2 separate regions of the Homo sapiens genome follow, and region 1 is linked to region 2. The links are chromatin loops, found by intact Hi-C in ENCODE. Cell type or tissue: Calu3. All regions are shown on one strand. Links, peaks and the distances in the headings refer to the core of each region. The heading gives the core; the rest is flanking DNA.

Evidence for each region. Hi-C counts contacts between places; a loop is a spot of excess contacts. Peaks named below come from ENCODE experiments on the same cell type or tissue, not always from the same donor. Only the 100,000 strongest peaks of a DNase experiment are listed, where the experiment ranks them.
Region 1: a loop joins it to region 2, with 2.9 times the contacts of the local background. A loop is called at or near these places in 2 of 110 quality-filtered maps.

Annotation. Positions count from the first base shown.
Region 1 is chr5:130,394,895-130,410,503 of GRCh38, reverse strand. No RefSeq gene overlaps it. Among named protein-coding and RNA genes, the nearest start is that of CHSY3-AS1, 500 kb to the right of the region's middle. In Calu3, for the core only: no CTCF peak of the experiment used is centred there; no DNase peak of the experiment used is centred there.
Region 2 is chr5:130,541,281-130,556,889 of GRCh38, reverse strand. No RefSeq gene overlaps it. Among named protein-coding and RNA genes, the nearest start is that of HINT1, 620 kb to the left of the region's middle. In Calu3, for the core only: no CTCF peak of the experiment used is centred there; a DNase peak (open chromatin) is centred at 6,849.

The DNA.
Region 1 (15,609 bases), core at 4,558-12,557, 150 kb after region 2:
GAAAAAGTTTTAAGAATTTAAACCTCCTGAAATTCACAGATATCATGAGAAGAACATTTTACTTTCCACAAAAATATGGAATAGAGTATTTGAAATAATTTTATGTAATCTCCAATGATAGGTGACCCAACTGAGATCTAATTAAAAAAACACAGGTCATTACATAAGACAGTTTCCAGAGAGCTCAATGGATCTTCAGTCTAATGTAAAGCAGCTGGTTTTAAAAGTATTTGCTTGAGTTTGGGTTTGGAGGAAGAGTCTTAAAAAACATGTTTGAAAGCGAAGTGCTCACAGCATCTTTTAGAAGTATGAGAAGATTAGGCTTTTATGTTCCAATGCTATACTTGAAGAAGTTACAGTCAGATAGTTTACTTCATCCCTGAGGGAAAACCATTAGGCATTGAATGCTCAGTGAGAACCAATGTGCGCTAAGAACCAAGGACATGGGCTGTGAAATCAGACTGTAAGAGTCAAACTCCTGCCTCTATCCTTTCTAGCAATGGATTCTGAAAATTTTGTTTATTCTGGAATGTCATTATGTTTCAAAGATGGTTTTTTCTGAATAAAACCCCTGGCAATCAGATTTTTTTTTATTTTAGCACTTTGAACGTATCAATTCAATGCCTTATGGCCTCCATGCTTTAGATGAGTTGTTAGGTATTAATTATATTGTTTCCCTCCACATTATGATTTGTTTTTCATTCACTGCTTTAAAAATTTTCTGTTCATCTTTGTCTTTCATCAGTTTGATTATGATGTGTCTAGGTGTTGATGTCTTTGTGTTTATCCCAGTTGGAGTTCATTGAGATTTTTGTGTGAATAGATAAATGCTTTTCATCAAATTTAGAATTTTTTAAAAAATATTTTTTTCTGCTTCATTCTCTCTTGTCTCCTTCTCCTACTTTGTGTATGATTATATGTGTGGCCACAATGAGATACCACTGCATGCCCACTTGAAAGGCAAAATTTTAAAAGGATTATGCAGAGTGTTAGCAAGAGTATGTTGGACTGGAACTCTCTTTCACTACTGGTTGGAATATAAAATGGTAAAAGCACTTTGAAAAAGAGTTTGGCAGTTTCTTTAAAAAATCAAATGTACACCTAGCACTATATATGACCCAGTCGTTGTACATTCAGGCAGTCACCTAAGAGAAAATTAAGCATATGTCTTCAGAATGACTTGTCTGTGCTAACAAAGAAAAAAAGAGAGATGATCCAAATAAACACAATTAGAAACAACAAAGGAAATATTACCAATGATCCCACAAAAATACAAATAACCATCAGATAATATGAAAAACTCTATGCACATAAGCTAGAAAACCTAATAGGAATGGATAAATTCCTGGACACATACACCCTCCCAAGACTGAACTAGGAAGAAATTGAATCCCTGAACAGACCAATAACAGGCTCTGAAGTTGCAGCAGTAATAAATAGCCTTCCAACCAAAAAAAAGCTCAGGACCAGCTGGATTCACAGCTGAATCCTACCAGATGTACAAAGAAGAACTGGTACCATTCCTACTGAAACTATTCCAAAAAATTGAAAAGGAGGGACTCCTCCCTAACTCATTCCACAAGGTCAGTATCACCCTGTTACTGAAACCTGGCAGAGATATAACAAAAAAAAGAAAACTTCATCCCAATATCCTTGGTGAACATTGATGCAAAAATCCTCAATAAAATACTGGGAAACTGAATCCAGCAGCAAATCAAAATGCTTACCCACCACGATCAAGTAGGCTTCATCCCTGGAATGCAAAGTTGGTTCAACATATGCAAATCAATAAATGTGATTCTTCACATAAACAGAACTAAAGACAAAAACCACGTGATTACCTCAATAGATGCAGAAAAAAACTTTTGATAAAATTCAACATTCTTCATGTCAAAAACTCTCAATAAACTAGGTATTGAAGAAATATGCCTCAAAATAATAAGAACCATGTACGACAAACACACAGCCAACATTATACTGAATGAGTAAAAGCTAGAAGCATTCCCTTTGAAAACTGGCACAAGACAAAGATGCCCTCTCTCACCACTCCTATTCAATATGTGATAGGAAGTCCTGGCCAGGGCAATCAGGCAAGAGAAAGAAAAATAAGCCATCCAAATAGGAAAAAAGGAATTCAAACTATCCTTGTTTGCCAGTGACATGATCCTATGTCTAGAAAACCCCATTGTCTCAACCTAAATGCTCCTTCAGCTGATAAACAACTTCAGCAAATCTCAGGATACAAAATCTATGCACAAAAATCATTAGCATTCCTATATACCAACAACAGTCAAGCCAAGAGCCAAATCAGGAACAAACTCCCATTTGCAATTGCCACAAAAAGAATAAAATACCTAGGAATACAGCTAACTAGGGAGGTGAAAGATCTCTACAAGGAAACTATAAGCCACTGCTCAAAGAAATTAGAGGTGACACAAATAAATGGAAGAATATTCCATGCTCATAAATAGAAAGAATCAATATTGTTAAAATAACCATACTACCCAAAACAACTTGTAGATTCAGTGCTATTCCTATTAAACTACCATTGAGATTCTTCACAGAAAAAAAACATTTTAAAATTCATATAGAACCAAAAGAGAGCCCGAATAGCCAAGACAATCCTAAGAAAAAAGAACAAAGCCGGGGGCATCATGCTACCCAACTTCAATCTTTGATATAGGGCTACAGTAACCAAAACAGTATGTTACTCATACAAAAACAGACACATAGTCCTATGGAACAGAATAGGGAGCCCAGAAATAAGGCTGCACACCTACAACCATCTGATCTTTGACAAAGCTGACAAAAACAAGCAAAGGGGGAAGGATTCCCTCTTGAATAAATGGTGCTGAGATAACTGGCTAGCCATATCCAGAAGATTGAAACTGGACCCCTTTCTTATGCCATATAAAAAATTAACTCAAGATGGATTAAAGACTTAAATGTAGAACCTAAAACTATAAAAACCCTGGAAACAAACCTAGGCAATACCATTCTGGATATAAGAATGGGCAATTTTATGATGAAAATGCCAAAAGCAATTGCAACAAAAACAAAAATTGACAAATGTGAGCTAATTAAACTCCAGGGCTTCTGCACAGCTAAATAAACTATCAACAGAGTAAACAGACAATCTACAGGATGGGAGAAAATGTTTTCAAACCATGCATCTGAGAAAGGTCTAACATCCAGCATCTAGAAGGAACTTAAACAAATTTACAAGAAACAAACAACCACTTTGAAAAGTGGGCAAAGGATATGAACAAACAATTTTCAGAAGAGGACATACTTACATCCAACAAGCATATGAAAAAAAGCTCATTATTACTAATCATTAGAGAAATGCAAATCAAAACTGCAATGGGATACCATCTCACACCATTCAAAATTGCTATTACTAAAAAGTCAAAAAAAAGAACAGATGCTGATGAGTTTGTGGAGAAAAAGGAACATTTATACACTGTTGATGAGAGTTTAAATTAGTTCAACCATATGGAAGGTAGTATAGCGATTCCTCAAAGAGCTAAAAGCAGCTATCCCATTAGTGGATATATACCCAAAGGAATATAAATTGTTCTATTGTAAAGAGACATCCATGTGTATGTTCTTTGCAGCACTATTCACAATAGCACAGACATGGAATGAACCCAAATACCCATCAATGGTAGACTGGATAAAGAAAATGTGATATGTAACCATGGAATACTATGCAGCCAGAAAGAGGAAAGAGATCATGTCCTTTGCAGGAGCATTTGTGGAGCTGGAGGCCATCATCTTTAGCAAACTAATGCGGGAACAGAAAACCAAATACTGTGTGTTCTGACGTATAAGGGGAAGCTAAATAATGAGAACTCATGGACACATAGAAAGAAGCAACAGTAATTGGGGCCTACCTGAGGATGGATGGCAAGAGGAGGGAGAGGATCAGGAAAAATAACTAATGGGTACTAGGTGTAACACCTGGTTGATGACATAATCTCTACAACAAACCCCTCATGGCATGAGTTCACTCGTATAACAAACATGAACTTAAAAGTTAAAGAAACAAAAAATTAGCCAGGCGTGGTGGCAGGCGCCTGTAGTCCCAGCTAGTCAGGAGGCTGAGGCAGAATGGGCTTTATTTGTAATAGCAGAAACCTAAGAATAACCTAATGTCCATCAACATATGAATAGATAAACACTTTGTGGTATATTAATGTAATGAAATTCTACTCACCAATAAAAAGAAAGGAACAAATGATATATATAATATTATATGTGAATATCTAATTATATTTGGTAATATAATCCAGACACAAAATATAATATACTGTATGATTCCAGGTACATAAAGTTGTTAAAAATTAAACTAATCTGGTAGTGACTGAAAGCAAATCAGTAGTGATTGCCTGGGAATTGAGTGAAATTCATGAGGGACATATTTTGGTGAAGGATGTATTCATTATCTTGTCATTAAGGTTTCATGAGTGCATACATGCTTCAAACATATCAACTTCTATGTAGCAAATATGTACAGTTTATTGTTTGCCAATTATACCTCAATAAAGCTGCTTACAAAACAGAGTACATTATATAACAAAGAACATGCGTCTAGAATATACAAAGAACTACATATTAATGATGAACAACAAATAACCCAATAAAAATGGAAAAAATCTTGAAAAGTTATTTTATATGTTTAATAAGTGTACTCAAATACAATTATTATTATTAATATTCAAGGAATGAAAATTAAAAAGCACAATGAAATACTACTTCAAATCCACTAGAATGACTAAAATTAAAAAGATGATGGACAAATAAAATTATTAGTAAGACAAAATAAAATGTTAATAAGAAACTCTCATACATTTTTGGTGGGAGTACAAAATGGAACAACCACTTTGAAAAATGAACCTTTTTTTTTTTTGAGACAGAGTATTGCTCTGTTGCCCAGGCTGGAGTGCAGTAGCGCTATCTCGGCTCACTGCAACCTCTGCCTCCCGGGTTCAAGCAGTTCTTTGCCTCAGCCTCCCGAGTAGCTGGGATTAAATGTAATTCTACATCACCCTGATACCTAGAAATTTCACTTTTTAATATTTATCCAAGGGAAATAGAAACATATGTCCTCACAGACACTTTTACAATAATATTTCTGGCAGTATTATTCATATCAACATTAAACTGGAAACAATCCAAATGTCCTTCAACAGGAGATAGGGTAAACAATTCATGATGCCTTCATACCATGAAATAATACTAAGTAATACTAAGAAGAAAATTTTTGATGCATACAACAATAGGAATAAATCTTCAAAGCAGTAGGTTGAGAGAAAGAAGCAAGATACAAAATAGTACAGCCTGTTAACAATGTATGATTCCATTTGTACGGAGCTCAAAAACAGACAAAACTAATTAATGGTGATAGAAGTCAAAGCAATTATTTCTATAGGCATGAGTATTCTTGAACAAAGGCATGAGGGAACATTTTGGAGTGAAGAAAATGTTCTGTATCTTCATTGGGATCGTTAGCATATGGGTGTAGATGTCTGTTAAGATCATCAAACAGAATGCCTAACATCTGTGTGTTTCATGGTATATAATATATATATTTTATCTTATTTTTTCAAAAATAATCTATGGATTAAAAAATCATTTAATCTTTTTATCAGCCTGCCCTACCTGATGATGCTCTTGACCATTCCTCTGATTTTATCTCCTGTCACTCTTATCACTTGTTAAATTACGCTGGCTTGAGTTTATATGTTTCTTTGGAAATTTCAAATAAACTACAGGATATTAAAAATCAGAATTGTTTAGTAGACAGCATTATGACCTTCAGTGTTTAACACTGGCCCCATTTGGCAGGTTGTCTAGAGGAAAACATTGAGGCAAGGGCTAGGGATGCTCATGGCTTCATTAGCCACCACACATGTCATTTGTTTAGTAAACCAGAGAATGGAGCCATCATGCCACTCTAGAACTGCCCTTTCTATCAAACATTTCACATTGGTTCTTGCTTAACACTGAACCTGAGGAAAAAAATTTCCATGTTGCAATAACTGGCACTATTATTCAGGATGCTGTATGTATGTTTCCTTCTTCTAAGGCTAATCAGGAGCTTTTAGAAAGTACTTGAAACAAGTTTGCAATAAGGAGAGGATTTTGGAAAGGTCTAGCACTGTTCAATTCATTAGAAGAGTTGGCTAATTTTTTGTGAAGAAAGGAAGGGATAAACTGAACATTTATTCTACATTCAACATTCCCTGCTTAGAAAAGAAAAATCAAAGGTGTGGTTTATATGACCTTTTCTGGAACATAAAGATCATTGCTATGATGAAATCTTTCAGTGCATAATAAAGTTTTAATGTAACATTTCGGTCTTTATGGCTTCAAGAATGCAATAAATTTACTGAGCTTTAGTTATTACAGTAAATTCTCTTAATTAGGTATCATCAAGTAGTGAGAAAGTCTGATTAGGTGAGCATCCTCTCTCTCTCTCTCTCTCTCTCTCTCTCTCTCTCTATATATATATATATAAAATGATGATGGTGAAAGTAATAACTTAAATTTATTGAGCATTTTACATGTGCCAGGCACACTGTTAAGCACTTTACATACATGGTGTCATTTCATCATCATGACAGCCCTCGGTGGTGATTGCTATTATAAACCACTTTTTTACTCAGCAAATAAAAAAGACTAAAATTTACAGATTCACAATGCTAGTAAAAGAGGAAGGAGGACCCAAACCCAGGTCTTGGGTTCTTATAATCTTAATCAGTATGTAAATTAGCCTTCTCATTTATTTACTCCTTTTCTCAACAAGAATGTCTTGAGTGCCTACTATGTGTACAGTACTCATATGTAAAAAACTCAGATATGTAAAAATCACTTACAGAAATTGCTTATTATAAATAAAATTATAATTCACTTCAAGTTTTTAATACTTTTTGGTAAAGAAAACTGGAAAGGTTTAATGCAAAATTGTTAATTTACACAAAGTTAGAATATAATGTGAACATAATTGTTAATAATTTAATAAGAAAACTTTGAGTAGTGATATTACCACCAAATATATCTTAGGAAAGTGTCCTGTTGGATGAGATGCCATCACTCAATAAGTTCAGTGCTTCCTCTAGAGCAGTGGTCCCCAGCCTTTTTGGCACCAGGGACCGGTTTCACGGAAGACCATTTTTCCACAGATAGGGTTGTGGGGGTAGTTTTGGGATGAAACTGTTCCACCTCAGATTATCAAGCATTAGATTCTCATAGGGAGCACACAACCTAGATCCTTTGTATGCACGGTTCACAATAGGGTTCATGCTCTTTTGAGAATCTAATGCCGCTTCTGGTCTGACAGGAGGTGGAGCTCAGGGGATAATGCTGGCCGGTCGCTCTCCTGGTGTGCAGCCTGGTTCCTAACAAACCAGGGACCACAGGAGGGGAACCGCGGGTTTGGTGGTGGGGGTGGGTAGGGAGTGACTAGAGTCTGGCTCTCCAGATAAGTTTCAGAAAAGGTGCTTGTTTTGAGCTAAGGTGCCACAGCATACGAAGCTACTAATTACTAATTTTTATACACTACAATCACATTCAGTTTGGCTGGATTCTCACATCATGGGAGGTTCTTGGGGAACAATATCCATGAGAGAATCCCCCTTTTTTTTAATCTCCAATGTCTTGTTCTCTCTAAGGCATACTCGCAGAGGATGAAATGTCAGGCAATGTAAAGTATTTCTCTCTTTTTAAAAATAATTTTAAAATTTATTCTATATTTCATTTCCCTACCTACCTCAGTCTAAACAAACTTTTTTTTCTGATTCTATGTTTGTCATTCCTTTGTAATTTCTTATGTCATTTAGATACTCTCTGAAGAAGTATATTTTTACTTTATTTTAAACCGTATTGCAGTATATTGATTTTATATTTAGGGATGAAATTTCTGTACCACAAGGCATAGAATGTTCCAGTTTAGGAAAAAATGCCAAACTGGTTTTCTAAGTGAATGCACCAATTTGCATTTCCTTCAACAATATGTAAGATATCCTCCGGTTGTACGTCCATTTCAATACTTAATTATTGTCTAATTCCTTATTTTTATTTTTTATTTTTTGAGACGGAGTTTTCCTCTTGTTGCCCAGAATGCAGTGCAATGGCGCGATCTCGGCTCACTGCAACCTCCTCCTCCCTGCAACCTCTGCCTCCCGGGTGCAAGCGATTCTCCTGCCTCAGCCTCCCTAGTAGCTGGGATTACAGGCATGCTCCATCACGCCCAGATAATTTTGTATTTTTAGTAGAGACGGCGTTTCTCCATGTTGGTCAGGCTGGTCTCCACCTCCCGACCTCAAGTGATCTGCTTGCCTCGGCCTCCCAAAGTACTGGGATTATAGGTCCCTTCTTTTTATTTTTAAACAAATGAATGTAAGCGGTATCTCAGCAATTTTGATTTTTATTTTTGCAACCATTAATAATTTTAAATATTTCATTATATGCTTATTGCCATTCATGGATTTTATTTTTGAAATTACCATTTATAATTTTCTTTTCTTTTCTTTTCTTTTTTGAGACGGAGTCTGGCTCTGTTGCCCAGGCTGGAGTGCAATGGCACGGTCTTGGCTCACTGCAACCTCCACCTCCTGGATTCAAGTGATTCTCCTGCCTCAGCCTCCCGAGTAGCGGGGATTACAGGCGCCCGCCACCATGCTTGGCACCTCAGGATCCGCCCGTCTTGGCCTCCCAAAGTGCTGGGATTACAGGCGTGAGCCACCGCGCCTGATGCCAGTTATAACTTTCAACAATTTTCTGTTTAATTTTTACTTTGCTTTTCTTATTGACCTATGGAAGCACTTTATTATCCATACCAATGCTTTGGCACTTGTCTGTAATACACATATCGCCTCCCAATTTGATCTATTGTTTTGATTAACTAATGTTAGTTTTAATCTAAATGTATCATTTTTTTCTCATAGTCAATGTGTTTTGTACTTATTTAAGAAACTTTTCTCACTCTAAAGTCTAAAAGGTATTTACTTATATTTTCTACTAAGAAGCTTAAGTCCTTAATGCTTTTGGAATCTATTTTTATATTCTATGAGGTAGAGATTTAATTTTGTCTTTATTCACTTGGCTAACCATGTTTCTTAATGTCTATTTAATAATTTCAACTTATCTATTTATTAAATAATTTCAACTTCACCCAGCCATCTGGCATGCTATCTCTGTCATATAACAATGTTCCATTAATGTTTGGGTACTTTTTAGCACCTTTATTTATCAGATAAGCTATATTTTCTATCCCTGATGCTGTAACATACTATTTAGATTATTACAGATTTAAAGTATTTAGTAGGACAAATTACCCATCCTTCACTTATTCAGATTAGTTCAGGGTATTTATTAGCTCGTTTTGTTCTTTTATATAAATTTTATAACAATCTGAACAAGTTGCATTAAAAAAACAGAAATTTCTATTGAAATTTTATTAAATCTGGAGTTCCACTTAGGGAAAATTGATTTTTCTATAATATAAAGTTTTTCTCCTTATAAATATGGTTTCTCTGCATTTTACAGTTATTTTTAATAGCTCTAAAAGTTTTATAATTTACCTGTAGAGATTTTTTATATCTTATGATATATTATTCTTGTATTCTTGTAAATACTGCTGTATTTAAATTATTGAAAATTTTTTCTTCTCTTTATTTTTGTTTTCTAGGTATTTGCTTCTGGTGTATATAAATGCTACTGACTTTATATTCAGTCCTTTTGTAAGATTTATGGATTCTTTTGCATTTTCTATGTAAATGATAAAAGTTATCTCTAATAATTTTGCTTTCCTCTCTTATAACCTTAATACCTTTTTTATTTCCTCTTATACTACTTAAGACTGCCAATAAAATAGAATAGATGTGGTGGTAGTATATATCGTTGAGTTGTCCCTTATTTTTAAGAAACTGTTTTCATTGTTACCATATTTAAGGTGTTTGCTCCAGATGTTTATGGAAATTTTTTGTTAGGCCTTGGAGGTTCTCATTTATTTCTAACTTAATAAATGTTTACTTTTTTTGAATTATAATTGCATACTGAATTTACCAAATGCCTGCATCTATTATGCTGACCAATTCCCCATGCTCTGAGAGCATGAAATATTGTTGATTAGAACTCAGTTTGGCTCCTTGAGAATTGTTCTCCAGGGCTTTTGGCCCTGACTGCTGTAATCTTGGTCCCATCCTGTGAGTCACTGCTCTTCTATGAAAAATGGCAAATATTTGCATTTGAGTAGTTCCCTCAGACTGCTTAGGGAAGGAGTCCTCTTTTCATTTTACACAATTGCTACCCTTTCAGTACAAGATGGCACAAATCCTTTAAAAGTTGCATGGAATTCTTGCAGATTAGATTATAAACCACTCTGTTACACAAAACCACACCTATGTATACCTTCAATCCAGGTTCATTTCTACTTTGGGCTTAAAAATCAAAGAGCGATGAGACAATTCCATTCAACTTCTTAGAAACTCTTTTGTCTAGCTGAGAACTTATAGGAGCCATCTCTTTAAATTTCTCCATGGTCTTATCAGAGAGGCTGATAGTTGCACCTGTAGTTGGAATCTCATGTAGATTTTGGAATAAAAGCCCTTTACAGCTCATACTTTATGGACTTAAACCAATTTCCATGGCTAAATAAGTGAAAAGGCAAGAAAATCTGATTCTCAGGAAAAAAGAGGGGTAAGTATTTTAAAATATCAGTAACAGAGTATATGAAAAGGTAAAATTAACAGTATATTTAATTTCATTTAAATGGCAATAATTATGACATATTCCTCAGGGATTGTCTAATTTTTCCTTAAAATTTTCAAATGTTAAAACATTTGGGTAAGAAGACAGATAACCTGATTTTTTGCCTCTTGATTTGTAAATCATTTTTAAGGGGCCAAGCCACTGTCTTCATTCTTCCTTTCTTCTATCAGTGTATTAGTCCGTTCTCATGTTACTAATAAAGACATTCCTGAGACTAAGTAATTTATGAAGAAAAGAGTTTTAATTGACTCACAGTTCCACATGTGGGAAGTCCTTACAATCATGGAAGAAGGTGAAGGAGGAACAAAGTCACATCTTAAATGGTGACAGGCAAAGAGAGTGTGTGCAGGGGAACTCTCCTTTATATAACCATCAGATCTCGTGAGACTTACTCACTATCATGAGAATAGCAGGGGGAAAGACCTGCCCCCATGATTCAATTACCTCTTTCCAGGTCCCACCCATGACACATGGGAATTATGGGGGCTACAATTCAAGATGAGATTTGGGTGGGGACACAGGCAAACCATATCATTCTGTCCCTGGCCCCTCCCAAATCTCACGTTCTTACATTTCAAAACAAATCATGCCTTACCAACAGTCCTCTAAATTCTTAACTCATTTCAGCATTAACACAAAAGTCCACAGTCCAAAGTCCCATTTAAGACAAGGCAAGCCCCTTCTGTTTATGAGCCAGTAAAATCACAAGCAAGTTAGTTATTTCCCAGATACAATGGCGATACGGGCATTGGGTAAATGCATTCCAAATGGGAGAAAGTGGAAAAAACAAAGAGGCTACAGGCCCTATTTGAGTCTGAAATCCAATAGGGCAGTCATTAAACGTTAAAGCTCCAAAATGACCTCATTTGACTCCATGTCTCACATCCAGATCACACTGATGCAAGGAAGTGGGCTCCAATGGCCTTGGGAAGCTCCACCCCTGTGGCTTTGCAGGGTACAGCTCCCCTCCTGACTGCTTTCATGGGCTGGCATTGAGTGTTTGTGGCTTATCCAGGCGCATGGTGCAAGCTGTCAGTGGATCTACCATTCTGGGGTATGGAGGATGGTGGCCCTTTTCTCATGGCTCCACTAGGAAGTGCTCAAGTGGGGACTCTGTTTGGGGGCTCCAACCCCACATTTCCGTTCCACACTCCCCTAGCAGAGGTTCTCCATGAGGGCCCTACCCCTGCAGCAATCGTCTGCCTGGACATCCAAGCATTTCCATACATCCTCTGAAATCTAGGCAGAGGTTCCCAATCCTCAATTCTTGACTTCTCGTACCCACAGGCCCAAAACTACATGTAAACTGCCAAGGTTTGGGGCTCGCACCCTCTGAAGTAATGGCCTGAGCTGTACATTGGCCCCTTTTAGCTGAGCTGGGGCTGAAGCAGTTGGAATGCAGGGCACCATGTCCCAAGGCTGCATAGAGCAGGGGGGCTCTTGTCCTCATCCATGAAAGCATTTTCCCCTCCTAGGACTCCAGGTCTGTGATGAGAGGGGCTGCTATGAAGGTCTCTGACATGACCAGGAGACATTTTCCCCATTGTCTTTGTGATTAACATTCAGCTTCTCCTTACTTATGCAAATTTCTGCAGCTGGCTTAAATTTCTCCCCAGAAAATGGATTTTTCTTTTCTATTGCATCATCAGGCTGCAAATTTCCCTAACTTGTATGCCTGTCACCTCTTGATTGCTTTGCCCCTTAGAAATTTCTTCCACCAGATACCCTAAATCATCTCTCTCAAGTTCAAAGTTCCACAGATCTCTAGGGTGGGGGCAAAATGCCAACAGTCTCTTTGCATAGCAAAAGTAACCTTTACTCCTGTTCCCAACAAGTTCCTCATCTCCATCTGAGACTGCCTCAGCTTGGATTTTATTGTCTATATCACTATCAGCATTTTGGTCAAAGCCATTCAACAAGTCTCGAGGAAGTTCCAAACTTTCCCACATCTTCCTGTCTTCTTCTGAGCTCTCCAGTGTGCTCCAGCTTCTGCCTGTTACCCAGTTCCAAAGTCACTTCCACATTTTTGGGTATCTTTACAGCAGCACCCCACTCTAGTGGTACCGATTTACTGTTTTAGCCTGTTCTTATGCTGCTAATAAAGACATACCCGAGACTGGGTAATTTTTAAAGAAAAGAGGTTTAATTGACTCACAGTTCTACATGCTGGGGAGTACTCACAATCATGGTAGAAGGTGAAGAAGGAGCAAAGTCATATCTTACATAGGGGCATGCAAAGAGAGCTTGTGCAGGGGAACTCCCTTTTATAAAACCATCAGATCTTGTGAGACTCATTCACTATCACAAGAATAGCATGGGAAAGACCCGCCCCCATGATTCAGTTATCTCCCTCAGGGTCCTACCCATGACACATGAGAATTATGGGAGACATAATTCAAGATGACATTTGGGAGACATAATTCAGCTGAGCCGTATCAATAAGCTTCTGAAATGAAATGACCAGTTACAGGACTTCTATATTATAATCAGCTCTGTATGGATGGAGATAGCTGCACTCTTCTTACTGTATTTCTTCCTGATGAAATGCCACTGGACCAACTACAGAAAGGAATACAATTTTATGTAAAAAAAAAAAATGTGATCATTAGCTGCTCAACTAGATTAGTTAAAGTGGGTCATTTTACTTGCACTATTTAATTCTCATAATAATTACTGATACATTTTAAGACTCAACTGATGGCTTTTAAAGCTAAAAGAAAAATCAATATTCATTTAAAGCAATGGAAAGAAAGACTGTTTCTGGATAAATTCAATATTTAAGGAAGAGACTTACAAATCTATTTAAGTGGAAATATCAGCTATAGAAACTTAAAGTAAATCGGAAGCTAACCAGCCATGGCTGTTTCATTATCTTCAAGTGAAAGGCAATCTCTGGAAATTGTGTGCTTTTGATTAATATAATTTACATGGCCTGTTTTCATTTCCCTGTAAATGTCTACAGAAAAATGAACAGCAACCAAAATCTTCCTTTCATAATCCAATAGGTAACAAAAGACAAAGTTTACATATTTTTTTTTCAAAAAAAATTTATTTATTTAACTTATAGGGCACATGCTGTATGCCAGACTCGTCACTGAAAATACTAGGCCTCTGTCTGAGTGGAAGGGTTTTCTATGGGAGAAGAAATGCCAGTGAAGACTTTGTAATTCAAAGAATACATTTTTATTTTAATCAACGGTTATGAAACATTTCAGAAGTGTCCCAAGTGTGTGCCATGTGTATTCAATTATGAATACCATTAATGATGTAAAACATTGACTTTTAATGATAAAAATCAAGTGAGATATAAAAATTTGTTCTAAATGTGAAATATGGTGAATTCTATAAAAAAAACCCCCCCTTTTTTTTTTTTTACTGATTATTAGGGATTCAAATTTGTGATCTTTAAAACTATGTTAAGATGCTTGTATCTTTTACATCATAAGGGCTTTATTTACTCAGTTTTTATGAAGTCCAAAGACTCTTTCCAAACTAAAGTTTAGTTAATTTGGGTTGTATTTTTAGTATGGCATTAGTTAGCATTTTCATCTTGAAATTCCTCTACCAGATGTTGACAAACTTTTTCAATAAAGGGCTAGATAATAAATATTTTAAGCATTGTGGGCCATATATTATCTGTGGCAACTATTCAATTATATTTCTGTAGGGTAAAATCAGCCATAGACAATATATAATGAAGGTATTTATGTTCGCATAAAACTTTATTTCAAAAACAGGAAGTGGCCTAGATTTGGTTTTTGGGCCATAGGTTGCCAATCTGTGCTTTTTACAATAGGTTTAATTTCTTTATTATCAATTGTAAGATCTCTTTCCCTGTTAGCCTTTATTATATGTAATAACTTTTTATTCTATTTAATTCTTTATTCTTTATTATTTTCACAAAATAACCTTGAACCTCAACTACAATTGATATTATAATGTGTTTTTTCACCCTACATTAACAAATATGTACTTTAACTGTTAATTCCATGTAAATTAATGATTATAGCACTTTCTTAAGCTATATTTATTACTACATGACAGAATACCTTCAAAAGTTTATACAATTTCCTTATGGTGACACCCACTGAAAAACCTTAAGTTTGGACTAAGCTCAATACCTTGGAGTTACATAGTATCATGCAATTTTGGAATACGAGACCTGGGAAAGTTGAGAGGTAAAAGGATTTTACCTCTCAAATTGTCCCAAAATTCTCCTAAAAGAACCTCCCTAAATTCTCCTAAGTTGTAGTCTGTTGTTTTTTCTACTGTAGTATGATAATTTTGAACTCTGACCTTATGTGCTTAATTTCCAGTTATGTTCATGGCCATCTTCAATTCTCAGTCAGATTGCTATGTCCTGGAAGTAATTAGTGAGAACATTTCATTTCCCTTGATAAAGATAGAAAATATTATTTTTTGTATTATGGTCTATATGTGCCTATACAAGTTGCATGCTTCATAAGAAAGATATAGAAATACAAGATTGATGAGAAAAATATATAAACTCTTCGATATAAACAGGATGTTAGATAGATTTCTTGACCTTCACATAGTAAAATGGTTGCAATAACTGAGGACATATTCCTAGACTCAATTATTGTTATTTATTTTAAAGATTATTTTCTTTTGGCAGAATGTTTTTAAGTTATTTTGGAAACAGAAGAAGAAAGAGTGAAAAAGAATGCTTAAATGCAAAGGAGATCTTTTAAAACAAATTATTCTTTTTCTTTTTTTAAAATTATACTTTAAGTTCTGGGAGACACGTGCAGAATATGCAGGTTTGTTACATAGATAGACATGTGCCATGGTGATTTGCTGCACCCATTAATC
Region 2 (15,609 bases), core at 3,037-11,036:
GCAACTTGATTCTTGCCTCCTTGAAGGAAAGAATTCATCCAAGGGTCATAAGGCAGAGTGAGAGACAGAGGCAAGTTTTAGAGCAGGAGTGAAAGTTTATTAAAAAGTTTTAGAGCAAGAACAAAAGGGAGTAAAGTACACTTGGAAGAGGACCAAGTGGGTGACTTGAGAGATCAAAGCATGATATTTGGCCTTTGACTTAGGGTTTTATACATAGGCATGGTTGCGTCTCTTCTCCCCTGATTCTTCCCATGGGGTGGGCTGTTCACCTGTGCAGCAGCCTGCCAGCACCTAGGAGGGGCCACATGTGCAATGTGGTTACTGAAGTTGTGTGTATACTCATTTGAGGAGATTTTCCCTTACCAGTTGAGTGTTCCTAGAGGAAGGTCATACACCAGTTAAGCTCCTCCATTTTGCCTCTTAGTGCACATGCTTGAGCCCACTCACCCAACTCCTGAGATCTTATTGGGAAGCTACTAATCACCAGCTTCAGGTGTTTTCTATCTATTGAAATGACCGTTCCTTGGTGCCAGCTGTAACCAATTATTATTATAGAGAGACAGTTTAACAAGCACCTGATCATCACCTGATGGCTGCCTGAAATTCCTTGGAGGTACCCTCTCCTGCCCTTCTCATGTCTGCCTAGCTACCTACTCTAACATCTTCTCTGTAAGGCAGCCATGGCTTGCTGGAAGTACGAGTAAAGCACCCAGGTTCTTCCTTTCTCAGCTTGGTTGCAGCAAAGGTGGGGGCCGCCATCCTGGGTCTCCATCCCAGGGAGACACAGAGCCACTGCCAGTGGTAATGTTTAGCTAGGTATGCGGCAACTGCACTGTGTACCTGAGCTGACGGCCCTGCCTGGTGAAGAGCAGGGGCGGCAGGGGCTCACAGGGAAGAAAAACCGGACTCCTCTCTGTATGGCAGCTACAGAGTACTGGAAGTGCCAGCAAAGCAATCAGAGTCTTTGTTTCCCAGACGGAGTGCAGCGAGGGTGGTACTGCTACAGTGTCAGTGGTAGAAGGACTTAGAGTTGTCTCTGGGATCTCCACCACAGTAAAATCTAGAGCTGTACTAATGGGAATGTTCAGCCAGAGATGGGGCAGCTGCACTACAGGCCTGAGCCAGGGGCCCTGCCTGGTGAAAAGCAGGGGTTCAGGGGCTCACAGGAAAAAGAGACTGGGCAGGTGGCGAGACGTGTTTCAGCAGTGGCAAAAATGACAGGCTGGTCTGTTACCTCTAGGAGCTCTGTCTCAGAGAAATGCAGAGCTGCCACCTGCCGGAGTGCTCAGGTGTGGGTAGTGTGACTGTGCTGTGGCCCCAGGTCAGCAGGTCCTGACCAGTGAGGAGTTGCAGGGGCAGAGACCCACATGGAAAACAACCTAGCTGCTTTACCATAAGGCAGTTGCAGCAGGAAAAGAAAATGTGTTCTAATCCTAGGGAAGGAGCAGAAGAAAAATTCAGTTAGCAACTAGTGGTCTCTGGGACAATAAAATAGAAGATCATCAGTATGGGTAATTACTGAAAGATATGCTGTATGCAATGTTGATATATAATTGTCCCCAAATTGGAAGTTAATGCAATTGTCATGGGGCAAATTTTTATTTCTTTGCTTACCAAGTGAATGGTCTACCAAAAGAAATAATTATTTACTTACCATGTTTAACTTAAGCCAACCTACAGTGTGACTAGGAAAATACTGGTAGTAAAATAATTTAGGTTGTATTCTCTGAAACTTTCTTTTTGAAATTAAATCTAATTGAGAGGTGGATTACTAATCATTGCTGTATTCTGTACCTTCTCTTTGAAATTTCTATTTGAGATCCAAGACTCATCTGACCTTTAGTTGATCCACTTTCTCATTTTACCTTCCTTATGGCCAAGACATCAGTAAGTGACAACCAGGAGAAAGAAAATGCATAGTAACAAAACCCAGCAGCATATTTGAAAGAGGAATTGTAATCTACCAAAAGTGTGCTGCGTAATTTATGATTTTATAAATGAACATGAGTTAATCATATATAATTTCACAATTTTAAAAGCCCCCAAATTGGGGCTTATCCTGCAGTGTTTTTGGTTTCATCCAGTGATATAGTTTGGATGTTGTCCCTTCCCAAATCTCATATTGAATTGTAATCCCCAATGCTGGAAGTAGGATTGGTGGGAAGTGATTGGTTAATGGGGGTGGTTTTCTCAGGAATGGTTTAGTACCATCCCTTGGTACTATCCTTCCAATAGTGAGTGAGTTCTCTTGAGATCTGGTCATTTAAAACTGTGTAGCATCTCCCCCTGTCTCTCTTGCTCCTGCTCTGGCCATGTGATGTGCCTAATCCCCCTTCACCTTTGGCATGATTGTAAGTTTCTGTGGGCCTCCCGTGAAGCCAAGCAGATGCCATCATGCTTCCCATACAGACTGCAGAACTGTGAGCCAATTAAACCTCTTTTCTTTATAAATTACCTGGTCTGAAGAGTTTCTTTATAGCAATGTGAGAATGGACTAATGCACCAAGGAAAAAAATTAAGGGTGAGCAAGTAGTATTCGACAGCAAATTTTTATTGAGTGGTTATTTCTTGCTGGGCAGGGCTAACTCCTCAGGCAACGTGCCCGGAGTTGGCAATGTATGGGCTTTTGGTAACTGCATTTATACTCATGTAAATCCACTTTCACTTACAGGCAAATTAAGGGGTGGGTCAATGCAAATTGAGGGGTAGGTTATTTAGAATTTTTTAGGAAAAGTAACTTCTGGGTCATTGCCATTGCATGTGTAAACTGTCATGGCACTGATAGGAGTGTCTTATGCTAATGAGTAATGAGGGCAGCCAGGGATTGCTTTCATCCCCATTTGCTGGTTTCTGCCAGTTTTTTCACTTTATCCTGTCTGGACCAGATCCTGTTTTGATCAGCATATTTGTGACAAGAAAACAAGTCCTGTGGGTCTCCTACCTCATTCTTCCCTTGGAGATTAGATACTCCTCCTTAATCATAAGGGGGCTGCAGAATGGTGGAGATCCATCTTATAAATACAGTTGCCAAAAGACTACGATTGCTGCTGTCTCTGCTGTCATACTGCTGTGTTTGTCACTGCCTCTCGCTTGCCATCTTCATCCTTTTATTGCTGCCAGATGATGCAACACAGGTGAGCCCCAAACTGGGGCTTCAAAGAGGATTCTTGGCTTCATCTAGGAAAGAATTCAAGGGCAAGCTAGTGGTGTTAGATGGCAACATTTTATTGAATGGTCCCGCTCTTTCTGAAGCAGGGCTAACTCATAGGTAGTGGGCCCAGAGTTAGCCATGTGTAGTCTTTTGGCAACCGTATTTATACTCACGTAAACCCACTTTCAATTGCATGCAAATTAAAAGGTGGGTCAATGGATATTAAGGTATTGAGGGGTAGATTACTTAGAACTTTTGTTTGTTTGCTTGTTTTGAGATGGAGTCTCACTCTGCTGCCAGGCTGGAGTGCTGTGGCACAATCTTGACTCACTGCAACCTCTGCCTCCCGGGTTCAAGTGATTCTCCTGCCTCAGGCTCCCTAGTAGCTGGGGCTACAGGTGCGTGCCACCATGCTCAGCTAATTTTTGTATTGTTAGTAGAGACGGGGTTTCACCATATTGGCCAGGATGGTCTCAATCTCTTGACCTCCTGATCTGCCCACCTCAGCCTCCCAAAATGTACTTAGAACTTTTAAGGAAAGGGGCGGTAACTTCCAGATTGTTACCATGGTAAAGGGTGGTAACTTCAGGATTGTTGCATGGTATTTATAAGCTGTCATGGAACTGGTGGTATTGTCCTATGCCACTGAGCAATGAGGGCAGCTAGGGATCACCCTGATTGTTATCTTATGGTTCCTGCCAGTTTCTTCACTTTATCCTGTGTGGACAAGATCCTGTTTTGGTCAGCAGGGTTGTGACCAGAAAACAAGTTCTCTTAGTCTTCTACCTCAATATGATTCTATTCATTACAAAACACACACACACACACACACACACACACACAAGTCTAATCTGTTATATTAGAAGTAGGATAGTGGATACATTTCAGGAGGTTGAAGGAGTGGTGATTGGAGGAGCTATGACCAGGGATTTGCAGATGTTAGAAATGTTCTATTTTTTCATCTAACATGAGTGTATTTCATTTGAGCTAATTCATTGAGCTGTACCTTTATGATTTTGCACCATTTTGTATGTGTGTAATTCTTTAATGAAAATAAAATAACAAAGTGTGATTTTATTTATTTATTTTCAATACATTTTATTGTGTATATTTAAGGTATAAAACATGATATTATGATAGGATACATATAGACAGTAAAATGATTACTATAGTGAAGCAAATTAACATATTCATTATCTCACATAGTTATCAACTTTATTTTTGTTTTGTGGCAACAGCATCTAAAATGTACTCATTTAGAATAAATCCCATACACAGTATAATTTTAGTACCTATAGTCTTCATGTTGTACATTAGATCTCTAGATTTGTTCATCATACATATTTGCTACTTTAAGTATTTTAATGATATTTTAATATAAAAGAATGTGAACTTAGAATTTTATATTTGGCCATATTTTACTCAAATGTTTGTAAATAATAAAAATATTTATAGGTATATAAAAATCCACATTGAAAACTCTTTTGAAAAGTTTTGATGCTGCAAGAGAAAGAAACCTGGAGATACTATAAGAAATTATGAGTAATAAAATATGTGAGGCTTTTCAGCTAAAAAATGAGAGTGAGGAAAGTACTTATCTTGTTAGGGAGAAGATATTAATAATTTTAATACATTGATGTGAGTTAGTATATATGATTATACATTTATGTTAAAGACAGCCAGCATAAGGGAAATTAGTATATATAAGTGATACAGGATGTTAAAGACAGCCAGCATAAAGGAAATTAGTATATATAAATGATACAGGACAGGCAAGCTCCAAAATTGGGGATTAGCTTGGGAGCGTTCGTGACTTCACTTAAGAAAGAATTCTAGGGCAGGTCACTGGTATAAAACAGCAATTTTGAATGAAGCGGCACTGTACAGCAGCAGCAGATGCATAACTCTTTGTGGAGCAGGGCTACCCCATAGACAGTGTGCCCAGAATAGCAGCTCAGAGGTGGTTTTGAACTCAATATTTATACCCACTTCTAATTATATGCAAATTAATAGGTGGTTTATGCAGAAAATTTTAGGAAAAGGGTGTCAACTTCCAGGTTGTCAAGGTCATTGCCATGGAAAGGGACAATAACCGCCCAGTGTTGCCATGGCAATGGTAAACTGACATGGCATACCAGTGGGCATGTTTTATAGAAATCTGCTTCCACCTGGACCTGTTTTAGCTAGTCATCATTTTGGTCTGGTGTCTGAACTCCGCCTCCTATTTAAAAAGTGTTAAACAGACAGAAAATAATTCAAATCTATTCAGTAGAAATCAGGAAAGGAGAAAAAATGAATAAAAAGTACATAAAACATAAAATTATATAAAAAGTACCACTATCACACTATTAATATATATGTAAAAAGGTCAAATTTATCAAAAGATTCATCCTCTGAATGGATAAAATGAAAGTGTGGCAATACATTTTCTACATTATACATAGAAAGTTTGAAAATAAGGCAATCTTAATGCTTTGAAATATAGGTAGCAGAGGCATAATTATAAAGAACACACAGACAATCAGAAGCAGATAAATAAGCGATAGATAAAAAAGTAGACACATTTAGCAGACTTGGATGGATTATATGTTGTATATAAAAGCTGAAATCAGGACCATAATGTTTGTAGAAGTCAGAAGAACTTTTTCATGAAAGGTAAGGGTAGGCTAGATTTCTCAGCAGTTCTAATAAAAAGCACTATTTATGAAAGGAAAAAAATGGATAAATTTGGGCTTCATCAAAATTAATATACATATTTTTTGCAAAGAACAACATTCATGAAATAAAGAGGCAAGACACAGAATGGAAAAAATATTTGCAAAAACTGTATTTTGCCAAAAAGAATTGTATCTAGAATATGTAAAGAAGTCCTATAAGTCAATTAAAAAAAAAACCCTCAAAATGACTGAAAGATTTGAATAACCCTTCACACACACACACACACACACAAATATACACATCATCAATAGCACTTGAAAAGGCAGTCAGCATCAGGAAACTGCAAATTAAAACCACATCCATCACAATCTCCTTTTCAGCAACCTCTATTGCTGCCTCAGTCCACTCCCGTTAGGATTCCATCCCCACCACCCATTGAAAATCCTTTTGTCAGGATAATCGAATTTCCAAATATAGTGCTTATTTCTCTGTGCTCAGGCTTCTTTGAACAGAATTCCATGAAGTTGTTTACTCCTTCCAACTTGAAACATTTTCTTCTCTTAGCTTCTCTTTTTATAACAGTAGTTCAGACTTCCTCACTGAAGTGAGAAATAATGTAGCCCAACTGCTCACTTGATACATCCACTTAGACATTTCCTAGGCAGCCACACTGAAATGCCCTAAGAAGAAAGCCTGATTCTCTTCTCCATCCAACTTTCCTATTTCTGTTGATAAGCCAGCTCTCCACCCAGTTGCTCAAGCAGAGTCAAGAGTAATCCTTGATTCTCTTTTTTAATCATCACCGATACCCAATTCATCAGCAAATCTTATAGATTTAGCCTTCAAAAAAAAAAATCGAGTTTGATTGGTTCTCAGTTTTTGCTTAGTTCTAGCCACAGTTCTTTTTGCCTGGGCTATTAATACATCTTCCCAACTGTCTCCTTGCTGTCCCTTTTGCTCCTCTGTGAGAAAACATTTTAAATGGTCCGTTTTCAAGGCATGATAAATCTAAGTACTGGCAGCCAGCCTGCGGATGTGACTAACTGCATGACTCATGCACCTAGAAGGTCACAATAAGTGAACACAATGTAGAGGAGGGGTCCGCCCATAAAAGGGAAGAAAGTTTCATTACTGGGAAATTGAAACTTAAGTGGGGAAGGGGGCTAGGGTATAACCTGATAAGGGGGATAATGAAACTTAGGTGACATTCTGGAAGATTGTAACCCCCTAGTATTTGACCAATGAGGAACTGGGGGAGGGACTTGCATGTTAGGAGATAAATTACCTACTGTAACTGCCCCAGGTGTGCTTGCCTACCAGACACCTGATCTTGCAAGACCACCATTAAAAGTCTCGCTTCCACTGTTCTTCATGTCTCAGAGTCCATTCCTTGGGTTTGGTTGGGTGAATGTGTTTCTCACAAACTTGGGGGACCACCTGGGATCTCTGTGCCTGTGTGTAGTGGGACTCCAGCACAGAGGGGAGAAACGTCCCACCTGATTTAGGTGGCCCACTCTGTTCAGGCATCCTGGATCTCTGCAGAGACCTAGACAAACCCAAGACTGTTATTTAGAGGCAGCAGAGGTGACACGGGGAGAAATGCAGGCACTGCAGGAACGAGGCAAACTTGTGCAAGAGAAAAGGTAGGAAAATTGGACTATAAGTGCTGCCTTGGTGAGTTGGACATTTTTGGAGTTTGAGTGTGTGTGACTGAGATGTATCCTAGATATGAAGCGAGTGTGGTGTCCCAATCCGTGATTCCATTCTCCCATGGGGAAAACTGCCAGAGATAGATGAAGTGATTCTCGGGGTGTGCAAGAGACCTCCAGTCGGGGTGTGGGTGGGAGTTGAGTACACCAGAAAATGCTCAGACACAGAGACTGACCAAAGATTGGAAACAGAAATTCTAGCCTAGGGGACAAAGAGGGAGGCAAAGAAACTTTGATATTCCCTGAATAGTCCTTTGGGGAGAATGCTGCAGGGTTGGAGGGACAACCCACGAACCAGGGACAAGGAAAAGCAAAAAATCATAAAGTATTGGTGTTTTATCTGGCCCAAAGGCCCCATTCATAAGCCCTCAGTCTTTTGGCCTAGGTTTGGCTCAGATGAGAATTGGGTGTGCCGAGCTTTGTCTATATGAATGATAAAACCCCATCCTCACAAGAAGAGATAGGTTATGCTTTCCGCTGGATCAAGGAATTAGCCCCCATGTTTCCCCTCAAAGAAGAAGAAAAAGAGCCTAGTAAAAGCCCTTGCCCAGTGTAAAGCCCTGGGATCCCCTATCATGCTTGTCTCCTCTATACATCTCACAAAATAGGGGAAAGGAAGATCAAGGGGCAGCAGGAGGGTTAAAGGAAGAAAGACCTGGAGACCATGGGAGAGTTGAAACAACTGCTCCTTTAAATTTTTATGCAAATTTAAGAAAAGAATTAGAACAGTTTAAGAAGAATATTGAGAACTTCCCTATTCCTTCCATACAGCAGGCATCTAGCGTGTTCCCTCTTAGGGAAGTTCCCATGGGACAGGGAGAGATCAGCTTTGTAAATGCTCCTCTTACAAGTACTGAAGTGAGGAATTTCAAAAAGGAAATGAAACCACTCCTAGAAGATCCCTTGGTTTAGCAGACCAGCTGGACCAATTCCTAGGACTCAGCTTTTACACCTGGGCTGAAATGATGTCTATCATTGAATATCCTGTTCACAGGAGAAGAAAGGGGAATGATTGGGAGAGTGTCCATGACCATTTGCGTGAGGCAACATCTTTCATGCAAGGAGTCTTGCCGCCAAACAAAAATTTCCAAATGTCAATCCCAAATGAGATAATAATGATCCCAGGGACCAGGCCCAAATGCAGGACCTCTGGGAACTAATAATTAAAGGGATCAAAGAGTCCACTCCTAGGACACAAAATATCTCAGAGGCATTTGAGATTCAACAAGAAAAAGAGGAGACTCCCTCTGCATTCCTGCAGAGGCTCAGAGATCAGATGAGAAAATACTCTGGATTAGATCCAGAGTACCCAGTAGGGCAAGACCTTTTGATGGTTAACTTTGTAACTAAGACCTGGCCTGACATTACAAAAAAAAATTACAAAAGACTGATGGATGGAATGAGAAACCGATTGAGGAATTACTGAGGGAAACTAGGAAGGTCTTTATAAGGAGAGAGGAAGAGAAACGGAAACAAAAAGAAAAAATCATGGTTTCCACTGTGGAAGAGGTAGTCAGAAAAATGTTAGATCAAGATTCCCCTTGAAGGAGACAAGGGAAAAGAGACACAGAGAAAGAAGAGAAATGCAGAGAAAAGCTCCTAAAACTATGAATGGATGTTACAAGTGTGGAAAGCCAGGGCATTTTAAGACAGAATGTCCTGAATGGAAAAAAGAAGAAAAGGTGATTCCCCTCATAACCATTGATGAAGACTGGGGGGGTCAGGGGTTCCTTCTGAGTAGGTCCCACCAGGAACCCTTGATAAATTTGAAGGTGGGAGCCAGAGGAGAAGAAGTGACATTTTTGGTTGATACTGAGGTGGCTTGCTCTCCCCTAATTCACCAACTAAGGGGTACAGAACTCTCTAACAAAACATTGACAGTATCTTGAATAAAAAGGAGGGATTTCAGGTTCTGATATTCAAGAAAATGTTAATTAGATTGGGACCAGAACAAATTGAGGAGTCCCTCTTATATGTTCCTGAAGCAGGACCTAACCTCCTGGGTCAAGACCTGATTGTGAGATTGGGTGTAGAATTAGGAATAGAGGAAGGAAAAATAAAAGTAATGATGGGCCTCCTAACAGAGGAGGGGGAAAGAAAAATTAATCCCCTTGTGTGGCTTAGGGAAGGCAACAGGGGAGGGTTAACAATCACACCCTTACAGATTGAACTAAAACAAGCAGAAGAAGTCGTTTGCAGAAAACAATATCCCATATCTCTTGAAGGGAGAAAATGTCTCCAACCAGTAATAGAGGAATTGATTAAAGATGGATTATTAGAACCCTGCATGTCACCATACAATACTCCAATTCTCCCAGTCAAAAGCCCCAGGGTTGTATAGATTGGTGCAAGATCTAAGGACTATAAATCAAATTATTCAGACCCGCCACCCTGTGATGCCTAACCCCTACACTTTCCTTAGGAAGATACCCTATGAACATAAGTGGTTCCGTGTGGTGGATCTTAAAGATGTATTCTGGGCATGTCCCCTAGACTTCAGGAGTAGGGACCTCTTTGCCTTTGAATGGGAAAATCCTATAACTGGGAGAAAACAATAGTACTGCTGGACTGTGCTGCCACAAGGTTTCAAATTTGTTCAAATCTTAGAAAACGTCCTGGAGGAATCCCAAACTTCCAGGGGAACCCAGTTGTTGCAATATTGTAGATTATCTTTTAATTTCTGGGGAGAAGAGGGCCAGGGTATCAGAAACCACCACAAACTTGCTTAATTTCCTAGGAGAAAGGGGATTGTGAGTCTCTAAGAACAAAATGCAGTTTGTAGAAAAAGAAGTTAAATATTTAGGACACCTGATTAATGAAGGGAAGTGGAGAATAAACCCAGAGAGATTATTGGAAATAATGGGTCTGCCTTTGCCTAAGACAAAGAGAGAACTCTGAAATTTTTTTGGTTTAACTCATTACTATAGGTTATGGATGACTCATATGCTCAAAAGACAAAGATTCTGTATCTCAAGTTACTAGAGGAGGAACCCAATCCCTTGTAATGGTCCCCAGAGGAAATTCAGGCAGTGAAGGAGCTAAAGCAGGCCCTCATTACTGCCCCGGTCCTGGCTTTCCCACCTTTAGAGAAACCATTCCATCTGTTTGTAACAGTAGACCAGGGTGTGGCCCTTGGGTTGCTCACTCAAACCTTGGGAGGGAAGAGGCAACCTGTTGCTTTTGTCTCCAAGCTTCTTGATTCTGTCTCTTGCAGGTGGCCCAAATGTATGAAAGCAGTAGCTGCCACAGCCCTGCTGGTAGAGGAGAGTCAAAAGCTAACCTTTGGTGGGGCCCTAATAGTAAGCACCCCACACCAGGTCAGGAATATATTAAATTAAAAGGCCAGGACATGGTTAATGGATTCTCAGATTCTAAAATATGAAGCCATATTAGTAGAATAAGATGATTTGGTCATAACAGACACTTGCCTGAATCTAGCCAGTTTCCTATAGAAAGGAGAGGAGAACAAAGAGACATCAGACCATAACTGCTTAAATATCATAGAATACCAAACCAAAGTTAGACCAGACTTTAGAGAAGCTCCACTACATGTTGTGCTGTTTGTGGATGGGTCATCCTGAGTAATAGATGGCAGGAGACATAGTCGTTATACTGTCATTGATGAAAATAAACACTCCTTATGTGAGAAAGGTAGATTACCTAATGGCTGGTTGGCTCAAACCTGTGAATTACATGCTCTTAACCAGGCCCTAAACCTCCTCGAAGACCAAGAAGGCACTATATATACTGATTCTAAATATGCTCATGGGGTATTACACACTTTTGGAAAAATCTGGACAGAGCAGGGCCTAATAAATAGCAGGTGAAAAGAATTGGTACATGGGGAACTGGTCAAACAGGTTTTAGAAAGCCTCCTACTTCCAGCAGAGGTAGCCATAGTTCATGTAAATGATCATCAGATAGGGAATACTGTAGAAGCTATAGGAAACAGGCTTGCAGATGAAGCTGCTAAGCAAGCTTCCCTGGAGGAAGAAATTAGACTATTTAGCCTGATCCCAGACATCTCTAAGGTAGTATTAAGACCCCAGTTTACCAAAGAGGAGAAGGAAGAATTAGACAAGATAGGGGTCACTCAAACTGAAGATGGGAAATGGGTACTTCCTGCTGGGAGAGAAATGATAAAACCCCTGATGAGAGAACTAATGTCTATATTACACAAAGGGAGTCACTGGGGACCCCAGGCTCTGTGTGATGCAATACTTAGGAATTATGTGTGTATAGGGATTTAGACCCTCACTAAACAAGTATGTGGAAGTTGTGTAATTTGTCAAAGCTTAAACAAAATGTTGGCTAGAAAACAGGCCATGGGAGGAAGACCTCCCGGACTAAGACTATTTCAAAGCATTCAAGTAGATTTCAGAGAAATGCCCAAAATAGTAAGACTAAAGTATTTACTGGTGATCGTAGATCACCTTTCCGGCTGGATGGAAGGCTTTCCCCTTCCAACGGCCACCACCAGGAATGTCAAAATAATATTAGAGTAGATTGTACCTAGATTTGGCCTGGCAGAAAATATTGATTCAGACAATGGGAGCCACTTTACCTCAAGGGTGTTAAGGGGAATTATGGAAGGTTTACAAATTAGATGGGATTATCGCACCCCCTTGGCATCCTCCTTCCTCTGGAAAGGTAGAAAGAATGAATCAAACTTTCAAAAAGCATATCACCAAACTAATCTTAGAAACTAAAATGCCTTGTACCACATGTCTCCAAATAGCACTCCTTAGCATTAGGACAGCTCCAAGAAAAGATGGGATTGCCCCCTACAAGTTATTATATGGGCTCCCATATTTAGGCAGAGCTACAGATCTCCCTACTATGGAAACCAAGGATCAATTCTTAAGAAATTATTTACTGGCCATTTCCTCCACCCTGTCATCCCTTAGGTTAAAAGGACTTCTAATTCAAGTCTGCCTCTTGAGTTCATGGTTACCACTTCCAGCTTGGTGACTTGGTACTGGTTAAGACTTGGAAAGAAGATAAGCTCCACCCAAGCAGGGATGGTCCCTATCAAGTGCTTTTGACCACTGAGACAGCCATGAGAACAGCTGAATGGGGGTGGACTCACTATACTGGAGTCAAATGACTGGTAAAAGAGACCCCAGAAGGGAGAGAGAAAGACCAGTGAAAAGTGCACGGGTCACCCAGGAACCCTTAAAGTTAACTCAGAAAAATCTAAAAAGAAAATATGGGCTGGCCTCATTTCTGGAAGTTAATATGGCTGGGATGGGCTACTATACAGAGCAGAAGGTTAAAATGGAAACTGGCAGGGGACTCCTCTCTACCCAATCAGATTGGTAATTAATGTAACCAAGATGGTAGCACCCTAGACTATAAGATTTGATGCCTGCCACGTCTTACCTTGTGGGAATTTGGAAAATCAGAGACAGCTCTCACAGGCATATAAATATCTTTGCCCTGAACCAGACACAGGTTACAGCAGGGCATCAGCTTGCCCAGCTGGGATGATGTGTGGTGGACTACCCAATTTCAGGGTTGGACAGTAAATATGGGGTGGGCAACTCCTAGCTGGAGACCATTAAAGAATAAACTACATCTATCCAAGGGCTTCCCACCAAATAACTGCCAGAATTTAGAATGCAATCCTATACTCATCATCACTGACAATCCAGCTGTTCTAGACCAAGAACCAAAAGTAGTGTCTTGGGTATATGGATTAGGGATTAGGGGCAAACATCACAGGGAAAGACACCCTAGGGTGATTTGTTCTCAAACTAATCAAGAACTCAACCTCCCATTTGCCTGGGACTACTCCAACCCCTGACTCCAATAAACACTTTAGTTCACCGAATAATGACCCTAAAAGGGTAGAAATAATTGAGGTAAAGGATTTAAGGCAAACCTCAGAAACTGAGAGAGAGTACAGGGTATAGTCAAATGGATCAAATTTTCCGTACAAGCCCTCAACAAGAGTAACTGCTATGCATGTGCTGTGGGAAAACCTCAAGCACAGGTGGTTCCATTTTCCTTAGGATGGGATACCAATCCTGAAGAAATGCATTGCATGTTGGCTCTATACCAGGACAATGATGCATGGGGAAATGAGACTTGTAAGAGTCTGTCATTGCTCTTTCCTGTATTGCAAAGGTCAGATCCCATAGCAATTCCCTCATTCTCTATAGGGAATATGAACCACTCCTCTTGCCTCTCAAGGAAGGGGGCAGAGTTCAGTAAGCCCATGGGAGAACTATTGAGTTGTACCCACATCCTAAACATCACTGGTAAGTTAGGCAGTGGCAATTACTCAGCCTCCATATACCCCGGATGGATGTCTGGTGGTATTGTGGGAAGAGGAACCTCTATAACCTCTTACCATCCAACTGGACTGAGATTTGTGCTTTAGTCCAGCTGGTGATTGCCTTCACCCTGGCATTCCATAAAATGCCTGAAAATGCACTTGGCCACTAAAACTGGAGAGATTTGACAAATTCTTTTGATCCCAATTTATAAGTTGACTTGATAGGAGTCCCTGTGGGGGTGCCTAATAAATTTAAGGCCCCAAACCAAATAACTGCTGGGTTTGAGTCAGCACTCTTCTGGTGGTCAACTATTAATAAAAATGTGGATTGGATTAACTACATCTATTGTAATCAACAGAGATTCATCAGCTATACTCTGGATGCCCTCAAGGGGTTGGCTAGCCAGTTAGATGCCACCACTCAAATGGTCTGGGAAAACAGGCTTCAACTAGACATAATACTAGCAGAAAAAGGGGTTGTATATGTCATGCTGGGTGGGAAATGTTGTACTTTCGTTCCCAAAAATACTGCCTCAGATGGGACCATCATGAAACTTTACAAGGACTGACAACTCTAGCCAACAGACTGGCAGAAAATGCTGGAATTTAAGATCCATTTACTGGTTGGCTCGAAGGATGATTTGGAAAACAGAAAGGCATGGTAGCTTCAATCCTTACATCTCTCATAATTGTGGCAGGAGTCTTAACAGCAGTGGGGTGTTGCATTATCCCTGTGTGAGCAGACTAGCACAGAAATTAATTAAAATAGCTGTTAATAAACAAATGCCCATGTCTTACCAGAAAAATAGCCTGCTACTATTAGAAACCAAATTAAACTCACTCTCTTATGGGGAGAAAATAAACAACTTCTAGAGTGATTCGAGGACCAAAAGGGTTTAGATGAAAATGAGACCAAAGAAGTAGATAGAAAAGAGGAAGGAATTTGTGAGAAAACATTTTAAATGGTCCAGTTTCAAGGCATGATAAATCTAAGTACTGGCAGCCAGCCTGCAGATGTGGCAAACCACATGACTCATGCACCTAGAAGTTAACCATAAGTGAACAGAATGTAGAGGAGGGGTCAGCCCATAAAAGGGAAGAAAGTTTCATTATTAAGAAATCGAAATTTAAGTGGGGAAGGGGACCAGGGTATAACCTTATAAGGGGGATAATGAAACTTAGGCAACTTGTAACTTAGGAAAATTGTAACTCCATAGTACTCAACCAATGAGGAACTGGGGGAGAGAATTGTGTGCTAGGAGATAAATTACCTGCTGTTAACTGCCCCAGGTGTGCCTGCCTACCATACACCCGATCTTGCAAGACAGCCATTAAAAGTCTTGCTTCTCCTGTTCTTGTCTCTGAGTCCATTCTTTGTGTTTGGACTAGTGAATGTGTTTCTCACACCATCTATGGTTCACTCTCCAAGCAGAAACTGGGAGTGATCACTATAAATCTGAATGAATTCCTGTTATTCTTCTCCTTAGACCCCTCTCCTGCCTGGCCAGCAATCACTTTGCATGACTCTTAGAATACAGTGTAAACTATTTAATGTATGATTGAATACTAAAATAATTTGATCCCTGAATATCTCAACCTCTAATCTCTCTCAACTCTTATCCTCTTGTCCTCACTTAATGTGTTGTAGCTATCCTTATCTTCTTTTTCCTATTTCTAAAATACATAAAGGTTCTAAACTTAGAAATGGTTTACTTGTTCCTCTAGCTGGAATTCTCTAACTATACCACTTGAAGCATGGTTGGTTCCTTCTAGCATTTCAGGTCTCAGATTTTCTAACTGACCAATCTAGT